Linked DNA regions of Homo sapiens: all the other regions are linked to region 1. A link is a loop called in an ENCODE intact Hi-C map of the cell type or tissue named here. Cell type or tissue: PC-3. All regions are shown on one strand.

What was found. A loop is a pair of places that touch in the nucleus more often than their neighbours do. Peaks named below come from ENCODE experiments on the same cell type or tissue, not always from the same donor. Only the 100,000 strongest peaks of a DNase experiment are listed, where the experiment ranks them.
Region 2: a loop joins it to region 1, with 13 times the contacts of the local background. A loop is called at or near these places in 103 of 110 quality-filtered maps.
Region 3: a loop joins it to region 1, with 2.6 times the contacts of the local background. A loop is called at or near these places in 48 of 110 quality-filtered maps.

Annotation. Positions count from the first base shown.
Region 1 is chr1:210,308,065-210,316,064 of GRCh38, forward strand. It overlaps LOC124904502 (a long non-coding RNA gene), which reads left to right and starts at 3,157. Exons shown (of 2, transcript XR_007066865.1): 1 at 3,157-3,342; 2 at 3,854-4,150. RefSeq lists an enhancer at 3,017-4,216 and a silencer at 3,246-3,305. In PC-3, a CTCF peak has its summit at 3,234 (motif pointing left); a DNase peak (open chromatin) is centred at 3,277; H3K4me3 peaks cover 1,265 bases.
Region 2 is chr1:210,139,908-210,147,907 of GRCh38, forward strand. All of the region lies in intron 6 of SYT14 (synaptotagmin 14), which reads left to right. Among named protein-coding and RNA genes, the nearest start is that of SERTAD4, 89 kb to the right of the region's middle. In PC-3, a CTCF peak has its summit at 3,749 (motif pointing right); a DNase peak (open chromatin) is centred at 3,744.
Region 3 is chr1:209,872,713-209,880,712 of GRCh38, forward strand. No RefSeq gene overlaps it. Among named protein-coding and RNA genes, the nearest start is that of UTP25, 49 kb to the left of the region's middle. RefSeq lists an enhancer at 2,843-3,344. In PC-3, a CTCF peak has its summit at 3,021 (motif pointing right); DNase peaks (open chromatin) are centred at 509, 849, 3,009 and 7,119; H3K4me3 peaks cover 889 bases; H3K27ac peaks cover 2,419 bases.

The sequences.
Region 1 (8,000 bases):
TCCCATTGCAGATATTTGCCAACAACCACATGAAAAGGAAAAATATGCTTGAAGACAATGCATTATGCAACAGATTTGCCTTATAATATTACTTATAATTCCAATTCTATTTTAAATTCATTTAAGGTGTGACTCCCCACTCCCCTGCACCATCCAAAGTCATTTAAAGACCTAGGTGGGCTGGGCATGGTGGCTAATGCCTGTAATCCCAGCACTTTGGGAGGCCAAGGTGGGTGGATTGCTTGAACCCCGGAGTTTGAGACTAGCCTGGGCAACCTGGGGACAAACCCTGTCTCTATAAAAATGATAAAATTAGCCAGGTATGGCATGCACCTGTAGTATCAGCTACTCAGGAGGCTAAGGTGGATGAATTACTTGAGCCCAAGAGGTCAAGGCTTCTGCTAGCCGAGATTGCGCCACTATAATCCAGCCTGGGCAACAGAACGAGACCTTGTCTCAAAAAACAAACAAACAAACAAAAAACCAAAAAAACCTAGATGATAAATAAATAATCATACTGATAACAGCCTCTCATATTACCAGAGAGAACACGATTCTAATAAAAGCCAGTCATGACCACACTCAACATCTAGGATGGGGAAAAACTGTTGTGTTCTTTTCCCATTGGCTCTCCTTTTGGTCATATGAAGACAGCTTTAGGGCATTTGGAAGGCCCGTCTTGAGAACTTCTCAAGGCTGGTTTTAGTTAGTGGCACTTAGAGTACAACATGTTTAGATTTTTCCAAGAGGACCATCTCTAAGCAATCTTTCGCCTGCCAATAGCAACAGCATCTCATAACCATGATGTGCTACTATGCTCAAAGAATGCTTCCGTCTTCAAGGTAACAAAAGAATAGAACAAAGGCAGTTGAAGGAACTGAGACATATAAATGTATTGGTTTCCTACAGCTGCAGTAACAAAGTACCAAAAACTTGGTAGCTTAAAACAACAGAAATTTATTCTCTCACAGTTCTGGAGTCACACGTCCAAAATCAAGGTGCTAGCAGAGTTTGTTCTTTCTGGAGGCACTGAGGGGAAAGCTGTTCCGTGCTTCTCTCCTGGCTTCTAGTGGCTGCAGGAAATCCTTGGGGTTCCTTGGTTTGTAGATATATCACCCCAATCTCTGTCTTCACATTGTCTTCTTCTCCATGTGTCTTCTTCCTCCCCTCTTCTCCCCTCCCTTTCCCTCCCCTCTCCTCTTCTCCCCTCCCTTCCTCTCCTTTCCTTTCCTCTCCTTTTCACTCCTCTTCTTCTCTTCTCAAGACACTTGCCATTGGATATAGGCTGATCCTAATAAAACATAATCTCATCTCAATATCCTTAATTAATTACCTCTGCAGAGATCCTTTTTAAAAATAAGGGGATTCGAGACCAGCCTGGGCAACATGGTGAAACCCCATCTCTACAAAAAATACAAAAAATTAGCCAGGTGTGGTGGCGTGCACCTATAGTCCCAGCTACCCAGGAGGCTGTGGTGGGAGAATCACCTGAGCCTAGGAGGTTGAGGCTGCAGTGAGCCATGATTGTGCCACTGCACTCCAGCCTGGGTGATAGAGTGAGACCCTGTCTCAAACAAATAAGTAAATAAATAACATTTAAAAATAAATTTAAAAGTAAGGACATATTCACAGATTCTGTATCTTTTTTGGGAAAGGGATGGTGGCACCATTCAACCACCATAACATGTAAAGGTAAGTCAAGTAAATCCAAGTGAAAAAGGCAACAAACATGTCTATGATCCTTTAAGAAGAGATAAAATGACTGGAATTATGAACTGGGGATCAAGATATTGAGTTATATAGTCTTAGTTCTGTCAATGGTGACTCTGGGATACTGGGCAAGACCTTCTCCTTTGCAGGCCTGGTTTCTGCATTTATAAAATGAGAGGATGGATTAAATTAGTTTGAAAGTATGTTCCAGCTCTGGTGTTCCATGATTCCACATGAACACCCATTCTCCTAGTTCTCACATGTGCTTATGTGCACACATGGGTGCAAGTCATACCCCACCCTCTTGCAGATCAAGCCAGCCACCTCCCAAACCCAAATGTGATTTCCACACTGAATCTATAATCTATGCTTTCTCATGTGGGGCATCTGGGAGCTGGCTTCCATTGTGTCATGTTTGACTTGGCTGGAGAAATAAATTTGGCAGTGCTTAGAAATGCCACACCTTTATATTATGAGTTTTTCCACAATCTTCTTGGTGTCCAGGACTTGTGATCACTTTTCTTTCTTATTTTCCAATTGCGTATTTCAGCCTGTGGTCTTCAGCCTGCCCACCGCTTTTTCTGCCGCAGGAGCGGCCCCTGTCTCAGATGATTGTCCTGGCACTGGCAGATGACCTAAGTAGGTAATAAACAGATAAAGAAGAGAGACTTGGAAATTCCATGGCATCACTTCTTATGGAACTTTTGATGGTAAAATGACCACATGCTGGAAATCACACTGCAACTCTACTCCAGAAAATCTGTGTGGCATCTAATTTTGGTGGATTAACTGAGTCTTACTATCCCATGCTTCATGTGAGGGCTGTGCAAAGGAAGGGTATAGTCATGGAATCGTAGAATGACAGAGCTGGAGAAACTGTACCCTTTTTTTTCTATGTACAGTGTATATGCATTTTTCTACTTAGGTTCCATGAGGGTACAGAGTGTTGTTCACAGCTCTCTCCTCAGCACCTAGCCCAGGGTGTGGCAGGTAGTAGGAACTCGTCAAATTTCTGATTATGAATGAAAATGAATGCAAATCAGATGCAAAGAAATCTGATTCTTAGAAGAATTCAGATCTCATGCAACCTTCTCATTTCTGATTCATTTTCAGTAGCCAGAAACGTTAGTAGGCTAACACTTCAGTTTCTCTGCTAAATAACTGATGAACTAAAAAGGACTAAAAATATCAAGAGAATTCTCCTATAAGGAGGAGCTCTGCACTCCTTCCACTGTGGGCATTAAGGATAGCCCTTCAACTTACCTGCTTTGTAAATTTAGGCTTTTTTAACATTGGGTTTTCTTAAACTTCTGTCTCTGCCTCCCCATTCTCCCCACTGGGCACCTCCCCCCCCCCCCCCCCCCCCGCCACGTGCGCGCGCACGAACACACACACACACACACACACACACACACACACACACACAGTGGCGGGGGGCGGGGGGTCTCATCTCTCTTTGCCGCCAGCCTGGCACCTATGGAAACAAACAAGGTCTTGTGCAGCCACCTAGTGGTGTCTCTTCACCCCTGCAGTTCCCCATGACTTCTAAAGGAAATATCAGAGGGCACTGGGAGGCACTGAGATACTTTGAAGACAACCCACTTCTCAAGGCATCTGGGACCGCCCCCAGAGGTGAGCCAGAGGGAAAACAGGAGAGCGAGCTCAGGGCGTGCCCGGCTCCGGCCGCTGCCTCACTTCCTCGGGGGTCAGCGGCCAAAGGCAGTGGGCGTGAGGCCAGACGACCCTGCACCACCCGAAGGAAGTGATGTCATGGTCTCCTTCTCCGAGAAGCCTTTGACACGGAGGGCGGGGGCGGGGGGATAGGAATGAGTGCCAGGGTGGGACAGACAGCCCTTGTTCCGTGGGAAACGTCAGGCTTTGAGAGACTTGTTTCATAAACATGCCTTGCCTCAGTTTTGAACCCTCCATTCGAGTTCCTTTACAGAATTGTCCCTTGAGAACGATAAACTGTTGTGATCAGAACAGAAAAGGGTCAGCCAAGCAGTGATCAGAGAACAGGGGCAGGCAGAACTCAACAGCCACTGGGCAATGGGGTTTAAATGAAGAGCCATAACATTGAACGAGGCTCCTAGGAGCTCCTAAGGACTCTGGAACCTTTCCACGGGGTCTTCAACCTTCACAGGTCCCGGGGTGCTGAGCCCAAGAAAGAGATGGAAGTCAAAGACCAGCACGATCAGACACACACCTTTCTTCTCATTCCATACACCACCCTGCAGTACCACCGTGACTGCTACCATCCCGCGAGCACCTTGCCTTTGAGGATTTGACCAGTTTTCATCCGAGTAGTAATGTATCCGATGTCCACTGGCTCCTTCCTTTACCCACGGACAGTTCTGTGTAAGCCTTTCTCATCTGCCTACAACGTCTGCCTATAAATTATTAGGTTTCTCCATTTAAAATAAACGGAACTTTCCCTCAAGCCTGCGATCCATACTCACCCACACCCACACTCCTCACGGGTGTCTCCAAAGAGCAGTTTATTCTGACCACTCTGTTCTGACCCCATTCCCATCTGGCTTCTGTCCTAACCATGACGGAAATTGCACTTTTGGAGGTTGCTCACGACTTTCTAGTTGCCAAATCCAAAGGCTTCATTAATAATAACATGTCAGTTTTGATATTTTATACAGTCACAGCTCCTGGTGTTCGAAGATGTAACTTAATTTTCCTAGAACTGACCTCAAATCATTAACTCAACCTCCAATGTCTGTGGTCTTTCTAATTCAAGATAAATCCAGCCCTTTCTGTTTTTTATCTTTTGTTTTACAGAGATGGAATCTTGCTCTGTCACCCAGGCGGGAGTGCAGTGGCACGATCATAGCTCACTGTAGCCTCCTGGGCACAAAGGATCCTCCTGCCTCAGCCTCCCGAGTAGTTGGGATTACAGATGTATGCCACCACACTTGGATAATTTTTAAATTTTTTTTGTAGAGACAGGAGTCTCCCTTTGTTTCCCAGACTGCTCTCAAACTCCTCGGCTCAAGCAATCCTCCCACCTCAGCCTCCCAAGTGCTGGGGACTGCAGGTGTGAGCCACCGCACCTGGTGCCCATTCTGTTTTTATTTTGATTTTAAATTTTTATTTTCATCTAACTTGTTTTTGAAATGTACCATCAGACCCATTCTGATTTTTTTTTTTTTTTGAGACAGGCTCTTGCTCTGTCACCCATGCTAGAGTACAGTGGCTTGATCTCAGCTCACTGTAACCTCTGCCTCCTGGGCTCAAACAATTATCCCTCCTAAGCCTCCCGAGTAGCTGAGACTACAGGCGCACACCACAAAACCTGGCTAAATTTTTGTATTTTTAGTAGAGACAGGGTTTCGGCATGTTGCCCAGGCTGGTCTTGAAGTCCTGGACTCTAGCAATCCACTCACCTCAGCCTCCCAAAGTGCTGGGGTTAAAGGTGTGAGCCACCACACCCAGCCCCATTCTGTTTTAAAACAGAATTGAAACATAGTCTTTGAATAGCGAATCAGAAGTTCCCTCCCCTTATTCCCCGACATTTTTTCAGTCTCTGCAGCTGCAGGGGGCATGTGTCTGTGGGGCAGGGTTCATGCATCATGTTGGTGTGGGGAGAAAAGCAGCGTCTGGCCCATCATGACATTCTGTCTACAACAGTTTCCACTGATTGGTAACTCTTGCAACTTGGTCTCATTGTCCTGAGCCAGCACTAGTTTCTGATGGCCAAGTTTCCACTGTCACCTCCCTTTGCCTACATCCTTATAGTCCAGACTGCAGCTCCTTTGGATCCTTTTGGCTTGTCCAGGGCCTCTTCTGCGTCCCTTTTGGTGGCCATAGAAACTTTTCAGATTTTTCCCCAGCCTCGCCAAGATGCAAGGGGTTTCTGTGTGGCCACCCTGGATCATGGTTGCTCTGTTCTTCTGATGCCATTCTGGTTGTGGAAATTCTCCCAGGAACTATGATTCTCCCTGGTACATTCTGAGAGGAGAGACACATGTGTCCTCTGCTATGGAGAGTCTCTGGTGATGTACGAATTTCTTTGACTATGACTATAATAGAAAATGCATTTTACATCACGGCTGAGCACACGTACACATCACACATGAAACAACAACTTCACCAAACAACATTGCCATTACCTGGCAACAAACTCTGGGATTTCCTAGTCCATTGTATTCTCTTTCTTTTAATGCTGGTTTTATCCCGATAAACCAATTTTATGATGCAAGAGGTCTCAGCCCACAGTTTAAAAAATATTGCCTTGATAGTGGGTTTACTTGGTTCAGAGGGTGGGCTCTGGGCTCCATACCAAAACTTAGGAAGCAGCTACACACTTGTTTTGCTCTTTCTCAAAATGCACAGCTTTCAGAATCAAAGAAAGTCCTGCCTCTCAAGCTGTTGTCTCTACTATGGGTTTAAAATAAATCCATTCAGACATTCAACAGATTTTTTCTTCTCAGCTTTATCTACTTTCTGTCTGAGAACAATGTGTATGGAATATGACAGAATGATAAAGAAAAGAGTAATGGTTATAAAGAAGCACAAGGGAAAAAAACCTCAGTTAACATTCCCAAATACACCTGTAATCCCAGCACTTTGGGAGGCCGAGGTAGGTGGATCATTTGAAGTCAGGAGTTGGAGACCAACCTGGCCAGCATAGTGAAACCCCATTTCTACTAAAAATACAAAAATTAGCCGGGCATGGTAGGAGATACCTGTAATCCTGGCTACTTGGGAGGCCGAGGCATGAGAATCACTTGAACCCGGGAGGTGGAGGTTGCAGTGAACTGAGATTGCACCAGTGCACTCCAGCCTGGGCAACAGAGCAAGACTTAGTCTCAAAAAAATAAATAAATAAATAAATAAATAAATAAATAAAAAATAAAAAACCAAGCATTACATATTCTGTTGGTAATAGTAATAGTAACTAATTATGATTCAGTATGTATTATGGGCCAGGCATGATGCTTAGCATTTCATGTTTATTATTTCAGTTAATCCTTATACCATCCCTATGATATGGTACAAATAGTATCCCCATTTTATAAAAAGGAAGTTAAGGCTAACCTAAATTTGACTGTTTCTCTGCCCTTTACATTCAGAGACCATTTCTCATGTCTGTTAGTTTTTGTTCTAGCCCTACCTCTATAAAATTAGGGATGAAAACTAGACCATCTCTCTCAGCTCAGAAAGAGTCCAGCAACCTTTCAAAGGCAAAGCTGCTTTCCACTAAGTTGGAAAAGTGATGGTCTTGCTGCACAGGCCTGCAGCTTGAACTGCACCCATCCCTCCTGCTGCTCTTAGCCTTTCTCCATCTAGGGCTTTCTACGGCCTAAAACTCAAGATCATCTTCTTCCAACCAGAAGGGATTAGGAGTCCTTCCTTCTTATTAGCAACCTGCAGATCCTCATAGGAAATGACCACGGTAACTTCCCTTTATCTTTTCTAAAACCCACATCTATAAAAGGGAGAAAGTGTCTCAAGAATGCAAACAAAACATAACTATAAACTTGAATTTTCTCCTTTGATTTGGTGAGTTCCTTCTTTATCCAGCAAATATTAATATTTATTGAAGATGTACTAGGCACATTTCTAGGTGCTACTGGAGATCAGGTGATGAACAAGACAGATCAAATTCTTCCCCTTCTGAAATTTACACTCTATAGGGGCTGGTTTCTGGGGAGTGCAGACACTGACTGGAGGTTTTCAGCTTTCTTTTATGTCACACTTCCTAGTAAGAAATGTGTCTTGCACAGCAATGTAGTATATTCCTTCTCCCTTCTGCCGCCACACAATAGAATCAAAGTTTTGTAGAACACTTGCTCTTATTAAATATAAAAACTAAAAACATAAAGTTAATATTGCCTTATTAATACTTGAATGCAGCCGGGTGTGGCGACTCACATCTGTAATCCCAGTACTGTGGGAGGCTAAGTCAGGCGGATTGCTTGAGCCAAGGAGTTTGACACCAGCCTGGGCAACATAGTGAGACCCTGTCTCTAAAAAAATTAAACAAGGTTAGCCAGGCTTGGTGGCATGTGTCTGTGGTCCCAGCTACTCAGGTGGTTGAGGTAGGAGGAGTGCTTGAACCTGGGAGGTTAAGGCTGCGGTGAGGTATGATGGTGCTACTGCACTCCAGCCTGGGCGACAGAGTGAGACCTCATCTCAAAACCAAAAAACAAAAAACTTGAATGCAGCATAAGAAAAATTTCCCAAATAAGCAATACAAAAACAAGAGTCAGGCAAGACTGTATTTAATGCACTAGGAGTACTTGTCTGCTTCTAAGTTTATTCCAGTCCAGAACATA
Region 2 (8,000 bases), 170 kb before region 1:
CTTTTATGAATAATGCTGCTATGAACATTTGTGTACAAGTTGTTGTGTAGACATATAGTTTCATTTCTCTTGAGTATATGTCCAGTTCTAGAGCTGTATTTATTCTTAACATTTCTGGGAACTGCCAAACAGTTTTTCAAAGTAGGTGCACCATTTTACTGTCCCACCAGCAATGTATGAGAGTTTCAGTTTCTCCACATTCTCTTCAACACTTGTTATTATCTGTCTTTTTATGTAAGCTATCCTACTGGGTATAAAGTGGTATCTTATTATGGTTTTGATTTGTATTTCCCTAATGACTAATGATGTTGAGCATCTTTTCATGTGCTTATTGACCATTCGTGTATCTTCTTTGGATAAATTTCTATTAAAATCCTTTGCCTATTTTTTTGCCTTTGGATAAATTTGGATAAATTTTGCCTTTGGATAAATTTCTATTAAAATCCTTTGCCTTTGTCTCTTTATTTTTGAGCTGTAAGAGTTCTTTACATATTCAGGAAATCGGTCCCTTATAAGATAAGTGATTTGATAATATTTCCTCCTATTCTGCTTTTCTTTTTACTTGATGATGTTCTATGAAGCACAAGGTTTTTAATTTTGAGAAATTCAGTTTATTGATTTTTTCCTTCTGTTGCTTGTGTTGTTAGTGTCTTATCTATGAAACCATTGCCTAATATAAGATAAAGATTTACTACTATGTTTTCTTCTAGTAGTTTTATGGTTTTAGCTCTTAAATTTAGGACTATGATCCATTTGAGTTGATTTTTTAATACGGTGTGAGGGAGAGGTCCAAATTAATTCTTTTACATGTGGATATCCAGTTGTCCCAACAATTTGTTGAAAAAAAATCTTTTTTTCATTTATTTGTGTTGGCACCCTTGTTGAAAATGAATTGCCCATAAATGTAAGTTTTTATTTCTGAACTGTCAATTATAGTTCGTTAATCTATTTGTCTATCCTTCTGCCAGTACCACACTTTCTTGATTATTGAAGCTTTATAATCAGTTTTAAAATTGGGAAGTGTGAGTCCTCCAACCTTGTTATTGTTTTTCAAGATTGTCTTGGCTATTCTGGGTCCCTTGCACTTACATATGAATTTTAGGACACTTAAATTTTAGGATTGACTTCTTTGTTTCTGCAAAAAAAAAAAAAAAAAAGAAGGCCATAGCAATTTTGATAGGGATCGCATCAAATCTGTTTGATCCGTACTTTGGGCTACATTACTGTCTTAACAATTTAAGTCTTCCAGTCCATTAGCATGAGATGTCTTTTCATTTATTTAGGACTTCTTTGATTTCTTTCAAAAGTGTCTTGTAACTTTCGTGTAATACAAATTTTACAGTTTTGTTAAATACATTCCTAAGTATTCTATTCATATTGAGGCTATTGTGAATGGAATTGTTTTCTTAATTTTTTGTTTTCTAATTGTTCATTGCTAGTGTAAAGAGATAAAATTGATTTTCATATATTGATCACAAATCCTGAAGCTTTGCTGAGCATATTCATTAGTTCTAGTAGTTATTTTCTTCATGTGCATTTTAGGATTTACTGCATAGGAGATCATGTCATCTGTGAATAGAGGTAGTTCTGATTCTTCACTTCCAATCTGAATGCCTTGACAAAGACATTCTCCTAGACTAGTCGCCCCCATAGTTTATTGTTGCTGTTTGTTGTTGTCATTCCTCTTTGATGACTTTCTTGGTTTTTGTAAAGTCTATATTATTGTCATGTGCATCTCAGTTAACATTAGTGGTCAGCTCAGCTAACAACTGGACAGAGATTTCATTAAGTCTTTGCTGAGGGGTTCTGTGTATATTGAGCCATGCTTTCAATGCTCCAAGAGTCAGTTTACAACTGTGCCTTAACTTTCACTTTCTGCATGCACAGAGCAGCAAGATCAGCTAGAGGTAAGAGACTAGGACCTTCTCAAGTTTTTTCTGGGCATGCACATAGCTTTGCACATGTGTGTAGACTGCTAGATTTCCAGAAATGCCTTAGAACTTTTCAGAGATCCCTATTAACATCTCATTCCCTAGATTTTGCTCTTATTTTTTCATTGGCCAGAGCCAGTACTGCTTCTTTGGTGACTGCCATGTTAAACACTTGCCACTGATTGTTTCCAACAGATGTTCTAAGGATATAGTTCTTATCAATCTGAGTCAAGTAAAATCAAAACAAAGCCTGAGAATGGAACTTTTCACAGAACTGTGAGACAAGTGAAGTAATGTCATTTCTCTGAAGATGGGGCTCCTGGGCACTCCAAACCCATTCTTCCCCCCTCCAGCATCTATGAGGCTGTTGGATTTCACAGTTGCAAGTGTTGGCTTTCAACACTACCAGGGAACTGGGGAGAGGGTAATGGGAATAGGGTATATTTAAAATGCCACAAACCTTGGTAGTTCTCACAGTATTGAGCCATTTTTCTTGAATAAACACTCCTTGGAGTGTTGCAGGCCTTTAGTTAGTTCAGAGTTCTGAAAAAGTTTTTTTTGACAATGTTTGCCAGTGTTCATGTTGCTTTTATAGAGGAGCAGACTTTCAGAGGTCCTTACTTCACCATTCTGCCTGTAAGGGTGTTTGAGTAGAGGTGTGTCCCCACCAAAGCCAGGTGTATGGAAGTCTAGTTTACCAGTGTCTGATGTCCATATGCTGGCATGGAGATTGGTGAACTGTAGTGTGATGAGCTGATCCAAAATGGCCATTCAGTTAAGGAAAACTAAGAACGTTACCAGAAAAAAGATACAAGGCCAAAAGTTCAAAGATTTAAAAGTAAGTAACAGATTGAGCTGACATGGAGGATGACCTGATTGAGCATAGGAGACCTCTCCTGTGCCTGCTCTCTGCACCCCTTCCTCCCCCATTTCCCACTGTTTGCATTCACGGCAGACTACACAGATAATAGTGTAGAAGAAGCATCAGAATGGGGAAAAGATAACTAAGATGAAATTGCATTATGGAAATATAGTGATCTATTTTTAAAACACTTATGTGTTAGCTCACGTAATCTTATCACTTGAGAGGACATGAACATGAATCTCTGTTTTATAACGGAGAAAAATGAGACTTTCAGTAGATCAATTACTTCCCAGGCTTAGGGCTAGCAACAGGTAGAACTACTCCTAGCTCTTTTGATTTGTCAAGTACTTTTTGCACTATTAGATAATAACACTCTATTAGAGGAGTTTTAGTAGTAAGGAAGAGCCTATTTTGAGATACTATCCGGAGGAAAAATCACCAGTGTATATCTGGTTGGTCATGTGAGATTAAAAAAGAGAAGATGCCCAAAAGTTGGAAAAGGTAATGCATTAGAAGTGTAATTTTAAAACATTGCAGCTAGCCAAAAAACAAGTGCCATTCTAATGTAGGGAAATAAAGATCAAGTTGCTATTAATTCGGTGAAAGAATCAGGGAAATAATTACTGAATATTTAATCTTAGCCAGAAATGTCTATATTTTGCTAATTTTTCACCATGTGTCAGCAGCACTGTAAACAATAGCAATTACAATAGTTACTTGGAATTGGATATCTAAATTTGTTAAATATTACACAGTTGGGAGTATATTATATTCATTTGCTCCCGTTTGTTTATATTTTAATATCTTGAAAAATGTCATATATTATTTAGCGCTATATTCAATATTTTACCATCTATATTATTACTGTCCACCAGACTACTAGAGAGTTACTTAAGTGTAATACTGTAAGTTTTGACTTAAGTGAAGACTCAAAATATTTTGGAGAAACTGGGTCGGCAGGGGGCAGCACAGTCTTACAATGTATAAAATGTGGTCATTTGAATGACCATTCAGAAATAAGATATAAAGATAGTGTAGTTCATGGCTTTTCAAGCTTTTCAAGCATTCAGACCCTTTATTTCAAATGAAATATTATTTATAACTCAAAAAAGTAAGGCAGAGAAAAGTGATATTTTACTAACAAATCTTATTTTATAATATTTACTTGTAACATCTGTTAATACTGAAAATGATAGGGTTGTTTTGATGAACAAAAAATTGAGAATAAAATTTTCTAGAGGGTACTGTTACTATATTATTTTTATAGATGAGGAAATTGAGTCTCAAGGAACTTTTAAAACATGTCCAAGGTCACGCAGATGGCAAAAAGTTAGAGCTTATTCATAAACTCAACTGTCTTACTCCAAAGCACAGGCACCTACAGTTATGCAATTGCTGCTAATACGTTTTCATCTTGCTGCAGCTCTGAAATCCAGTGCAATGTATTTCTTTTGTTTTAATTATACATTTTAGAGAAAACTCTGATTCATATAGATAAGGAGTTACAAATGATAACTTTGACAGCTTGCTCTTTAAACTTCAAATATTCTCAATTAAACAGAAATGACAGGTAAATCTTTAGTCCAAGATACAAATAATAATACATTAAATTTATTTGCAATACAATGTGTTCCCTAATATATTAACAAGTGATATAACTATTAAGGAAGTAGACATAGTTATTTCACCTTTTTTAGATAACTGAAGTATGGAGATGCTAAATACCTTACTAAAGTCACGGTCCTGTAACAGACCCCCGTAAATCTGACTGCAAAGTTTCCTTTCCTTACGAGTACACTATATTGCCTCTATTATATTACTCATTTATATACTCGTATTGTTCTTATTTTAATTTTTAAATAGTTAAAATTATATTTTTAAAATGAAATTCAATAGATTTCACTAACCACTGTTGGAAAACCAATAGTCTATGGATAATTATAATCCAAAACATGGAAGACACTTAGAAATCATTTGGGGCTGTTATATTAATAATTTAATTTATTTCTATTTAGTTTTCTAATAATAAAAACATTTATATTAAAAACAGATTCAAATCATCTCATTTAAAACAAATTCATTAAAGGGAACATATAACATAATTGGATATATCAACTTGTGTAGGAATAACTGATTCTAACACTCTATATGCTGAGTGACCAATTTAAAAAGCTCACACTTCCCCCAGGTGTAAATGTGAGAGCATTTCTGGGATACGGAGTCTTTAGCAACCCAATATGTGTCAGCAGTGACTCAGATATCTCAGAGAAAGAAGCTTTTTGAAATTTTCAGAAATGTGATAGACTAGTAAGAAATCAAGGAAGTCAGCTACATTAATTTTGAAGCACAATGTGTAGTTCTTAGTATGCGCTAAAGGTCTGTAGGTTAGAAAAATCTTACATGATTACTACAACTATAACGTGTCTAGATCAGTAAGATTGATTATAATAAAACATTTTTAAGTCTATGTTTTGCTACAGGGTAAAAAATTGCAATTTTTTGCTCAGGATATAAAATGTGCACAAAGCAAGTATTATCTCAAGTAAAGACTTATCTATCACTAGCACAGCTAAGTAAGTTGTGATCCCTGCTCAAGCACTCAGTCATGCAGCATATTTGGCCTTATTTTTTGAAGATGTATATCTGAGCATGTTACTCCCCAGTTCAAAATGCCTCTCTTGCTTCCATTACTTGTAGAGTAGGTCCAACTTTTCTTACCACCGCATTTCATGTCTTTCATGATTTATTATTTTCATTCAGCAATATTTATTAAGTGCCTGCTGAATGATAGGCACTGTACTAATTTGAGGACATACAAAGATGAATAAAACAAAAGTTCTGCCCTGAAGGGACTCACAGTCTAGTGGGAAAGACAGACAAAGCAACAGTTACAGGACAGAAAGTCTCTAATAGAAATATTCATATAGTGCTGGATGAGTAAAATTTGGCTTCAATCTTCCTTTCCATCTGCATTTTCCACCCCCTCCCCATATACACATGCCACTCCAGACCAGTTTACATTTACCAAACGTGATACCCACTTTTGGGGGCTTAGCTCATACTTTCTTTGTGTGAAATGCCCTTCCCTATGCCTGCTGAAATACTATTAGGACCAACTTCAGGTATCTCCAGAATATTGTTTCTGTTACCAGAGTTAATCATATCCACATATTTTCTCCCATAAAATCTCTAAAGGCAGTTTATCATAGTCTGCCTTGAAATCAGTTCATCTATTCCCTAGTACAGTGCTTGTGCTGAACAGACATTGAATATACTTTTCTACTGCTGAGTCTCTAAATAACAACTTTATTTCTAGTCTATTCTGTTTCCTTCAGTAAGATAAAAACAGTATGGCCCGGCATGGTGGCTCACATCTGTAATCCCAGCACTTTGGGAGGCTGAGGTGGGCAGGTCACCTGAGGTCAGGAGTTCAAGACCAGCCTGGCCAACATGGTGAAACCCCATCTCTACTAAAAATACAAAAATTAACCGGGCGTGTTGGCTCATGCCTGTAGTCCCAGCCACTTGGAAGGCTGAGGCATGAGAATCACTTGAACCCAGGAGGCAGAAGTTGCAGTGAGATCACGCCACTGCGCTCCAGCCTGGGCAACAGAGTGAGACTCGGTCTCAAAAAAAAAGAAAAAACAGTATATGGCCTATTTATTATTTTTGCAACTGGCCTGAAGTCTGGTCACAAATAAAATGAATTAGGATTATAAAATGAATATGAATGTTTCTAAAAACTGTTAAACAAAATGTAAACAGTGTATTAGGTACTACAGTATAATGGATACTGTTGGTTTTCTGCCCCAGGTGTAAATGTGAGAGCATTTCTGGGATACAGAGTCTTTACTATTTAGCAACTCAATATATGTGAGCAGTGACTCGGATATCTCAGAGAAAGAAGGTTTTTGAAATTTTCAGAAATGTGATAGACTAGTAAGAAATCAAGGAAGTATGTATATACTACATATATACTATATGTAGTATATATGGTCTATATGTGTATATATGATGTACATACGTAGTATATGTATACTACATACTATATGTTATATATACTACATATATACTACATACATACTATATGTATGTAATATATACTACATATATATACTACATGCATACTATATGTATGTATGTACTACATATATACTATATGTATGTAGTATATATGGTCTCAGGAGATCGAGACCATCTCCACTACTTCTTTCCTTAAAAGAAATCCTATTTTGTTCAGGAAGCCAAACTTAGGCTATACAATTCCCACAGAAAAAAATAATTTCCATTGAAGATGAACTCACATTTTAAAAAGTATGAGCAGGAAGAATTGGTCCACCATGAATGACAGTAGATGCAAGAGAAAGATGTGTTGGCAGCTCTAGAACTAATAGGGCTCTGTGAAAGACATTATAAAATAAATATGCTTTAATAGAATAAAGAAATAAAAGAAGTAATAGAAACTACAAAAAAAAAGAATAAGACAATGTGGGAAAAGAGGCTGATTTAAATAAGGGCCATATTGAACTTCTAGAATGAAAAAGTCATTAAAAATACAGTCAATGAAAAATATGAAAAAGTTTTGGAGAGTGGAATAAGAATGTTAAGCATATTTTCCAATAAGGACTCCAGAATGTGAGACTAGAGAAAATGAAAGATAATATTTAAAATACATAGATCATCAGATTGAGAAATTAGAAGTTTTAAACAGGATTATTAAAACTGAGTCCACACCCATAAAAATTACAGTGAAAGGATAAAATACCAGACAAAATGATAAAAGCAACCAGAGAATATATAAGGGAACAACAATTTGACCAACAGCAGACTTCTCAACAGCTACAACAAAGGCCAGAAGGCAGTGCAGTAGTGTAACATACTACATGCTAGACATTGTTCTAAGTATTCAGTATACATTAATGAAAAACAGATATAAATTTTGGCTTGCATGAAACTTAATTCTAGGTAAAGAAGAGAGAGATAAACATAATACAATAAGTATAGGGTATGTGAGAAAGAGATAAGTACTGTGGGGTGGAGGGAAAAACAGGGTAAGCAGAATTAAGAGTGCTAGTGAGAAAGGAGGTGTACTATTAAATAAGGGTCAAGGTATAAGGCTCATTGGGAATGTGACATATGAGCAAAGACTTGAAAGAGGTGAGGGAGTTAACCATGTAAAAATCTGAGGAAAGAACACTGCAAGC
Region 3 (8,000 bases), 440 kb before region 1:
AGTCTGAGAAAGTCATTTCCTCTCCCTGGCCTCAATTTCCTTTTATGTCAAATGAGAGTAGTACTCTAAACTGGGGGTCAGCAAACTTTCTGAGTAAAAGGCCAGATAGTAAATGCGTAGTCTCTATTAGTAATACAGTTTCTGTCACAACTACTCAATTCTGCAGTTGTAGTACAAAAGCAGCCATAGGCAATGTGTGGCCGTGTTCCAATAAAACTTTATTTACAAAAACAGGCAGTGGGCTGGGTTTGACCCACAGGCCATATTTTGCCAACCCTAGGTGTAGATGATCTTCAGCATCTTTTTAAATAACAATAATTCCTTTAGGTGAGAAGTGGATTTTTTGATACTACACATACAATTCATTTAAATGTAAGACCCCCAATATAATAACTCCAACCATTTTTTTGTTGCTTTGGATAACATGTTTTCTTCTCTCCTTCAGTGATAAATCAAACCTCAACAGAATTTATTTAGAGGCTAGAATAACAGGTCAGGTGATGCTCTCACTGAGGAATTTGACAATATACATGACTAATCCTAGACCTCAAAGTGTTCACAATGTAATGAAAGAGACATACACATAAAGGCATAATTATAAAGCATTACAGTAATTGCTATAATCATGCTATTATCCATTATCAAGACTTAAGTTCTACTACATCCAAATTTGAGATGCTAGAGCAGACCAAGTTCAAGGACATTGCAATATAATACATGTAGGATATGCAGAAAATTGGTGGGCCATCTGAAATGCATTCTTGTGAAAATTGAGGGTGTGAGTTTTCAGGGAAGTCTTGACTCAGAATAGGACTGGTCCACAGAGCAAGGCTGTGTCAGATTACACTTGAGACCTAAAGAGTGGCCATCTGTGATAAAAGTCAGACCTTTGTTCAACTACAAAGAAGTAAGGCGTAGTTATGATACAGAACATGTGAAGAGAACTTTTTGTTCTGGAAGGTGCACATGACATTCCATTTGAATGAGAAACATCAGAGAGAGGCGTGCTTTCACTCTCACAAGGCACGATCCCCAGCTGCACAAAGCTTTGTATTTCTTGTTATATTTCCTTTTTCAGGGAGATGAGGGGCTGGTGGTAGAGATGCATGGACCACAGCAAGTTATTGTGCCATGATTTTGTCTTTGACGTACTTATTTCTGAAATTCATTATGACTTGAAATATCCTTTTCATAAAGACTGCAATAAAGTCCTTTGACAATATGGCTAGATGGATCAAAGGGCTTATCTCTGTTGAATCTTGAGTAGCCACCCAGATATCACTGGAGAAGCAACAATGCAGGTAATTCAAAACACCCTCAACTCACATTTAGTTGACTTTGGGATGTAGCACAGTTTTGCAGGAATATATTTATATTTCTTATATTTCATAACCTAATAGAAGCTTAAATAGTTACCTCAGCCTTCATTGCACAGATAATGAAAGAGAAGCTTAAAGAAGAGAAATTAAGTACTTGCCCAAGGTCACATAGTTAGTTAATGGAAGAACCAAAACTAGAACCTAGATCTTCTGATGCCACATTTCAAGCTCCATGAACCACTGGTAAGAACTACCTTTTATGCTGGTACACAGTGTGTGTACAAGATTACACCTATAATGATAAAACTGGTGGTTTTTATTCTGTCCTTTTCTATTTGATTATTTCCTTTTTAATAGTGCTGGTCATGGTCCACAAACTGACTACGAGGTCTCAGCTAGCATCTGTAAACACTGCTGTGGATCACAGAATTGCTTATATGCCATCCTAACCATATACCAAATGATGCTTTCATACAACAGTGAAAAAATATTTCCCTTGGAAAGATTACATTTCTACTGTCACTTTTTGTAAGTGAGTATAAAGAATTTGTGACTATTTGGTTTTCTTAGGGAAAAAAGATTAAATATGCATAAAGGGAGCCACAAATCTGTCAAGTATTTTCAGACTGCATTCAAAAACTCACCGTTTCCATGAACTCTTTCCACACTAGACTCATTGAGCTCTCTGATCTTCTCAACACTGATGTACCTTTTTGCAAAACATTTAGTCACTGATCCTAAACTTCAACTTTATCCCCCTTTTTCTAGAAAAATTAAGAAAAATTGCACTCACACACAAAAAATTCCATTGGCATCAGGGGACTCTTACCTGCTTATTCCCAAATCTGGGAGGTGTGGTGGAAGGCTCACATGTATGATACAGAAAGACAGGCATCCATACATGTCAAATACTATATATCTGAGAGCTGAAAATATGATGGGAATGCAACAAAAAGTCAAAATCAAGTGGTCCAGGATGGAAATTTGGCTTAAAAAAAATCAGTCTGGGTACAGTGGCTCATACCAATGATCCCAGCACTTTGGGAAGCGGGCGGATTGCTTGAGCTTAGGAGTTCAAGACCAGCCTGGGCAACATGGTGATACCCTGTCTCTACCCAAAATACAAAAATTAGTTGAGCATGGTGGCGTGTACCTGTAGTCCCAGCTACTTGGGAGGGGCTGAGGCAAGAGGATCACTTGAGCCTGAGAAGTCAAGGCTGCAGTGAGCCATGATCACACCACAGCGCTCCAGCCTGGGTGACAAAGCAAGACCCTGTCTCATTAAAAAAAAAAAAAAAAAAAAAAAAAAAAATCAGATTTCTAATGCAATTTTAGAAACTTTGCAGCCTGTGGATACCACAGACTCAACTGGATTCAACCATGCATTAGTCCTCCTCCCCAAACATCCTTCAGAGTTACACATTTCCAGCAAGTAATGCTTTGAAATTCATTTTGTTTTCTTAACCACCAGGCCTGCAGGAGATCAAGGCTAAGGGCAAGGAGCGGAAGGGAGACACACAAGATGCTCAAGTCTTTAAAAATCCCCATTGGGAGAATCACGCTACAAATGGACAAATCACATCCTGAAACGGTGGACTCTCTGAAGACCTTACAAAACAGCCTTCAGGCCTGATCTGTCTCCTTTCCCAGCTTGAACTGTGTTTTCCTAAAGTGGTTTCACTTTCCTCCTTCTCCAAAAGGTGGCATCAGAAAGGAGGGAGCAGGAAGGCACAGGCCAAACGCTCATCTCAATGGCTGCCTCAGCCATGCTCTGACAAGTGAGCTGATGGGAAAATTGCTCCTAATTAAATCACTTCATTAAAAAGAGACCATTTTCCAAGCGAATGCACTCCGCAGTTCTCGTGGTGGGTAATTTGTTGTGTTAATAAGCTGGAGAGGTTGAATTCCAAGGTTGCAGCCGCTGACAGCCTGCAGAAATAGGGACCATATTTTGGCAATGCCCTTGCCCTGTCGAGGGTACCGAGGAAAGCTGACAAATGGCAGTTCCTTATAATAGTTTTGCTCACTGGAGACCTGAGGGGCTGAGAATGATGTTTTCTAGTCTGTAGGTTTAGGATGCCAACAAGATAAAACAAATACCCAGAAAAAGGCGCTGTGTCTTTTGTTCGCTGAAAAATAAACAGGGGAGGACTTCCCTTTTGTAGATCCCACTGTGATAGAGGAAGAGGGTGCTTCTTCAGCTGTATTTGAACCGAAGCATGGAAAATTGCCATCTGCATTCAACTCTGTGGTTTTAGGGCAGCTGGATAGGCAGTGCTGCACAGTCTGAGGCTGTGGACGTTGAAGTTAGACCAAGTGTCAGTTCCAATCCTAATACTTACCAGCTGTGACACCTTGAACATGCATGGTAATCTCTCTAAGCCTCATTTTCCTCATCTGTCAAGACAGTCATAATACCTACCTCTTGGGATGGTGGTAAAGAGTAAAGAAGGTAATATTTGTAGAGTGCATAGTGTCTGGCAATAGGAAATACTTATTAAATGGTAGCAAAAGTTTTTTCCTCCACTTTACAGATGAGGAAATGGAGGATTACAGTGATTAAGTAGCTTAACCAAGGTCATAAAACCCTGAGTGGGAGGGTCCGGACTGCGTTTGGCTCTAAATCCAGGCACCATGATTTCACTGTTGGTACAGATGGAAGCAAGCACTTAAATGCATATGATCTTATTGGCTGTGAACTGAGCAGGACCTCTGATATTTCCATCTAGAGCAGGCCAATCACATAGTGCACAGATTATATTCCCTGATAGATATCTTGGCAAAAATGGTCCCAATCCCTTTGGTTCTTGGGCTGATCTTGTTTGAGGATTCTGTTGCTCAGAGCCCCTGAGCCCGTTTCTCTCTAGCTTCTAAAGAACATTTGGTCTTCTTGGTTCCCTGTAGCCAGTCTGCTGCTTCACTTTTCTTCTTTAGCAGCTCAGAAAGATTTCTTCCCTTATTTCCTGAAACCCCAAGGAAAACTGGTGGTCCTGGCTCTTGCCTTCTGACCTCCACTTCTTTGTCAAGTTTCCACTTTAGTTTGGCTTCTGTGGAAAATTCCACTGTGGACTTCTATGGATGAATGCACTCTCTAATTATATTGAATCTACAGAGATCCATTTTCATAACCCTAACAGGGTTAGTCCCTGAGTTCCTGTGACTGTTAGATGATCATGGACCCAGTGGATCCATTCTGCTGGGTACAAGGGGCCCTCAGGGAGGCTCACTGACGGTGGCCAGTCAACCGTCATGAGTCATTGCTATTGTGCTAGAAAAACAGAAATTTATGGCTTTGATCAATATCTTTCCTTAGGGCTCAGCATCTCTTGGCTCTATTCTGTTGTTGGCACTCTGAAACAGCAGCAGTTAAAAAAATTTTTTTTTCTACTGCAAATAAATTCTTTTTTGCTACAGTTTTTCTGAGGGCTCTCACTGCAAAAGAAACCAGGAACTGTACCATAATTTGGGTTGTGTTTAGTTCTCTTTCCCTCTCTTGGATTTCCTTCCTGCCTCCTTCCTTCCTCCTTCCTTTCTTCTCTTTTTCCTTCCTGTCTTTTCTTTCCCCTCAGTACCCTTGCTTTCCTACCCTCTCCCTTCTCCTATCCACTCTGTGTTTCCACATTCTTTTCAATTCAATAAATATTGATTAGGTACTCAATTGATTGTACTAGGTAACTCAGTACTCCCAAAATGAGATGGTCTCTGTTCTTAAGGAACTCATGCTTATAACTTAGTAGAAATCTTTCCTATATTGCCTTTTCCCCCCAATTTATAGTGAAGGCTGAAAATCTAGATACTATTTAGGGTTAGTAAATATTCTCTTATAAAAAGTCAAAAACTTCTTGAGGAGTCTCACTTAGTCATTCACACATTAGTATGATTTAATTTAATAAGATTGCTTTCCCTCTCATACCTAGTTAAACAGCTTGCCTTGTAAGAATAAAGATTCTGATTGGGGAAGGAGAAGTAGGAAATTTGGAACTATAAAACAATTTTTGGAGGTTGGCAGCCTCAGGGAAAGCCCTTGGAAGAGGATAAGAACACTGTTCATTAAGATAGAGATTCTTGTTTTAAAACGAAATCAGGCCGGACACAGTGGCTCACGCCTGTAATCCTAGCACTTTGGGAGGCCGAGGTGGGTAGATCACCTGAGTTCAAGAGTTCAAGACCAGCCTGGCCAAATGTTGAAACCCGGTCTCTACAAAAATATAAAAATTAGCCAGGCATGATGGCAGGTGCCTGTAATCCCAGCTACTCGGGAGGCTGAGGTGGGAGGATTGCTTGAACCCGGGAGGTGGAGGTTACAGTGAGCTGAGATCGCACCACTGCACTCCAGCTTGGGCAACAGAGCGAGACTCCATCTCGAAAAAAAAATTAATTAATTAATTAATTAAACAAGTAAATAAAAAATAAAATGAAATCAATAAAAAAAATATAGATATTCTTTTTACCCAAGGCTTGTCAAACACCTCTGTGACCTATAGTTTTAATTTGAACCAAGGCTGAGTGAGAGAATTTGGAGGGATTGTGATTTTAATTTCTCCAGTTGTAAGAATCTTTGACTCTACTCTCAGCAGCAAGAGGTGGAACTTTTTTACTGTCTTCTCCACTAGACTGTAAGCTCCATTAGGTTAAGATATGATCTGTCTTGTTCATAATTGTGTGCTCACTGCCTAGAACTATGCCTGGTATACATGTAGTAGGTGCTCAAGAGATACTTGATGAATAAATGAATGAATGAAAAAAGTGACAGTTGCATACAAACTGCTGAAGGGTGTAAACGAGGTGGAAATTGCATCAGGTTGAAGAACACTTTCTACACCCTGGTTTAGAAAGAGCTTCATGGAGAATAGTTTTCAACGCAGAGCTAGTGGACTGTTTGCCTGGACCTCAAGGACAACAGAGGAAGAAAATAACTGCTGAGAACCAGTAGGGAACATTACCCAGTTGGAGTAATAACACTTCCAAAAAGTGAACACTTTAACAATGAACTATTTCTTGAGCATAATGGAATGTACAATCAGATTGTGTGCATATTCTGATTGTACAGAATATGCCTGGTGGGATGATTTTACTTCTCTTCTGAGCAATCTGGGAATTGTCAGGAAAATGGAGATAGCTTCAGGCTAAGAAGGGATTGCCCAGGGAACTGCCTGGTGTTTCTGCAGAATCACTGCATGCTCCACAGGGCAGAGCCTCTCATTGAAGGCTCTGGGTGCTTTGTATCTCAAGAGTTGTCACCCCTTAAACCCAGGAACCCTCTCCAAATTTGTTCTACAGGGTTGTTCCTATCTGGAGTGACAAGTGACTACGCAGTCTGTTTGCAGGGAAGACTTTCCAACCCAGTGTGGCGTGGGTGTGGGGATGATTCTGCCCCAAGGCAGGGAGGAGAGAAAATGTCCTTCAGTGAGACCCTTCAGCCTGAGAATCCATAATTACCGTGTAGACTGGCTGCATAATATGACCTATTCTCCAGCTCCCTGAGTGATGGCAGGTGTGGTTAACTCGACAGTCTTCCTCCTGTGCCGTACATCTTCTCCTTTCCCCAATTACACCGACAGATTATTCCTTCCTGGTGTCCTTTTTTTTCCCTTTGTCTCAGAAATAACGAGGTGTCATGAGTCTGCCATACATCACCCTATCGGCAGCGAGTGGTGACTTCTGATTAGTGGAATACCATGGGAGCAGAGGGAGGGAGCGTGGCAGCACCGGCTGCTCTGCCTGGCAGCCCTGTCGCGCCTCAGAGACTGGCGTTTTGTCTGTGTCAACAAGAATCCGCCTGGATATTACTCATGTAGCCGGACATAATGAATTCAGCTGTTTGCTAGTGCAGCAAATAGGTTTTTTTGCCAGTGATATTAGGATCAAGCTGAGTAATAGGATGTGTCCATACCAGAGTAATGTCCATTTATTAGCTTCTGTGAGAACACACACACATTAAGAAAAATCACATTTCGCGTGGCTCTGTAGCTGAGGGAATTGCATGTTAAAAATTTCCACTCAAGCAACCTCAAGCTAAGGATTTGTATTCCAAAGAACTGGACCTATTTCACCAAAAGTATTTACTTTCGAAGTAGAAAAATCTTACAAGCTTAATGAGCACAAATGACTCTGCCTTATGTAAAAATCCCTCTGGGAAAGTTAACCTTAGTGGAGGAGAAAAGCTGGAGGTCTACAGAGAGGGCAACCCAGGGGAAATGGCTGACACATGCTGTCTTTCAACATAACGTCAATTGGCTTTTTTTAATGGCAACATAAGATTGACTTTAATTGCCTAGGAGGTTACGCTGGGAACAAGAACAGGCTTCTAAGTCATCAGGAGAAGCAGCTGTCTACTTGATTTCAGGGGCTGGGGGCATATTCCCTTAGTCCTCCTTAGAAACCTCTCATCAGCTCAACCTCTCATCAAATGGTGGGACTAAACTCCCACCATTTCAGATTCATCCCTTGGCTTGAGATTTGCCTTTGCCCAGTGAAAGATGTCACTAGGAAGTGCCAAACGTGAAGCCTCTTAGAATTGTACAGTGCCAGCCCCCAGAGACTTAGTAGTTTGGAACTCTTTCTTATGAATGAGTTTTGATGGGAGAGAAGGTGAAAATTGGAGGGCTCTGGGATCTGGTGGAGGAGAAAGAGAATATAGACAAAGTAGAGAGGGGGTGACTAGTAGTTCCAAAAAGGTAG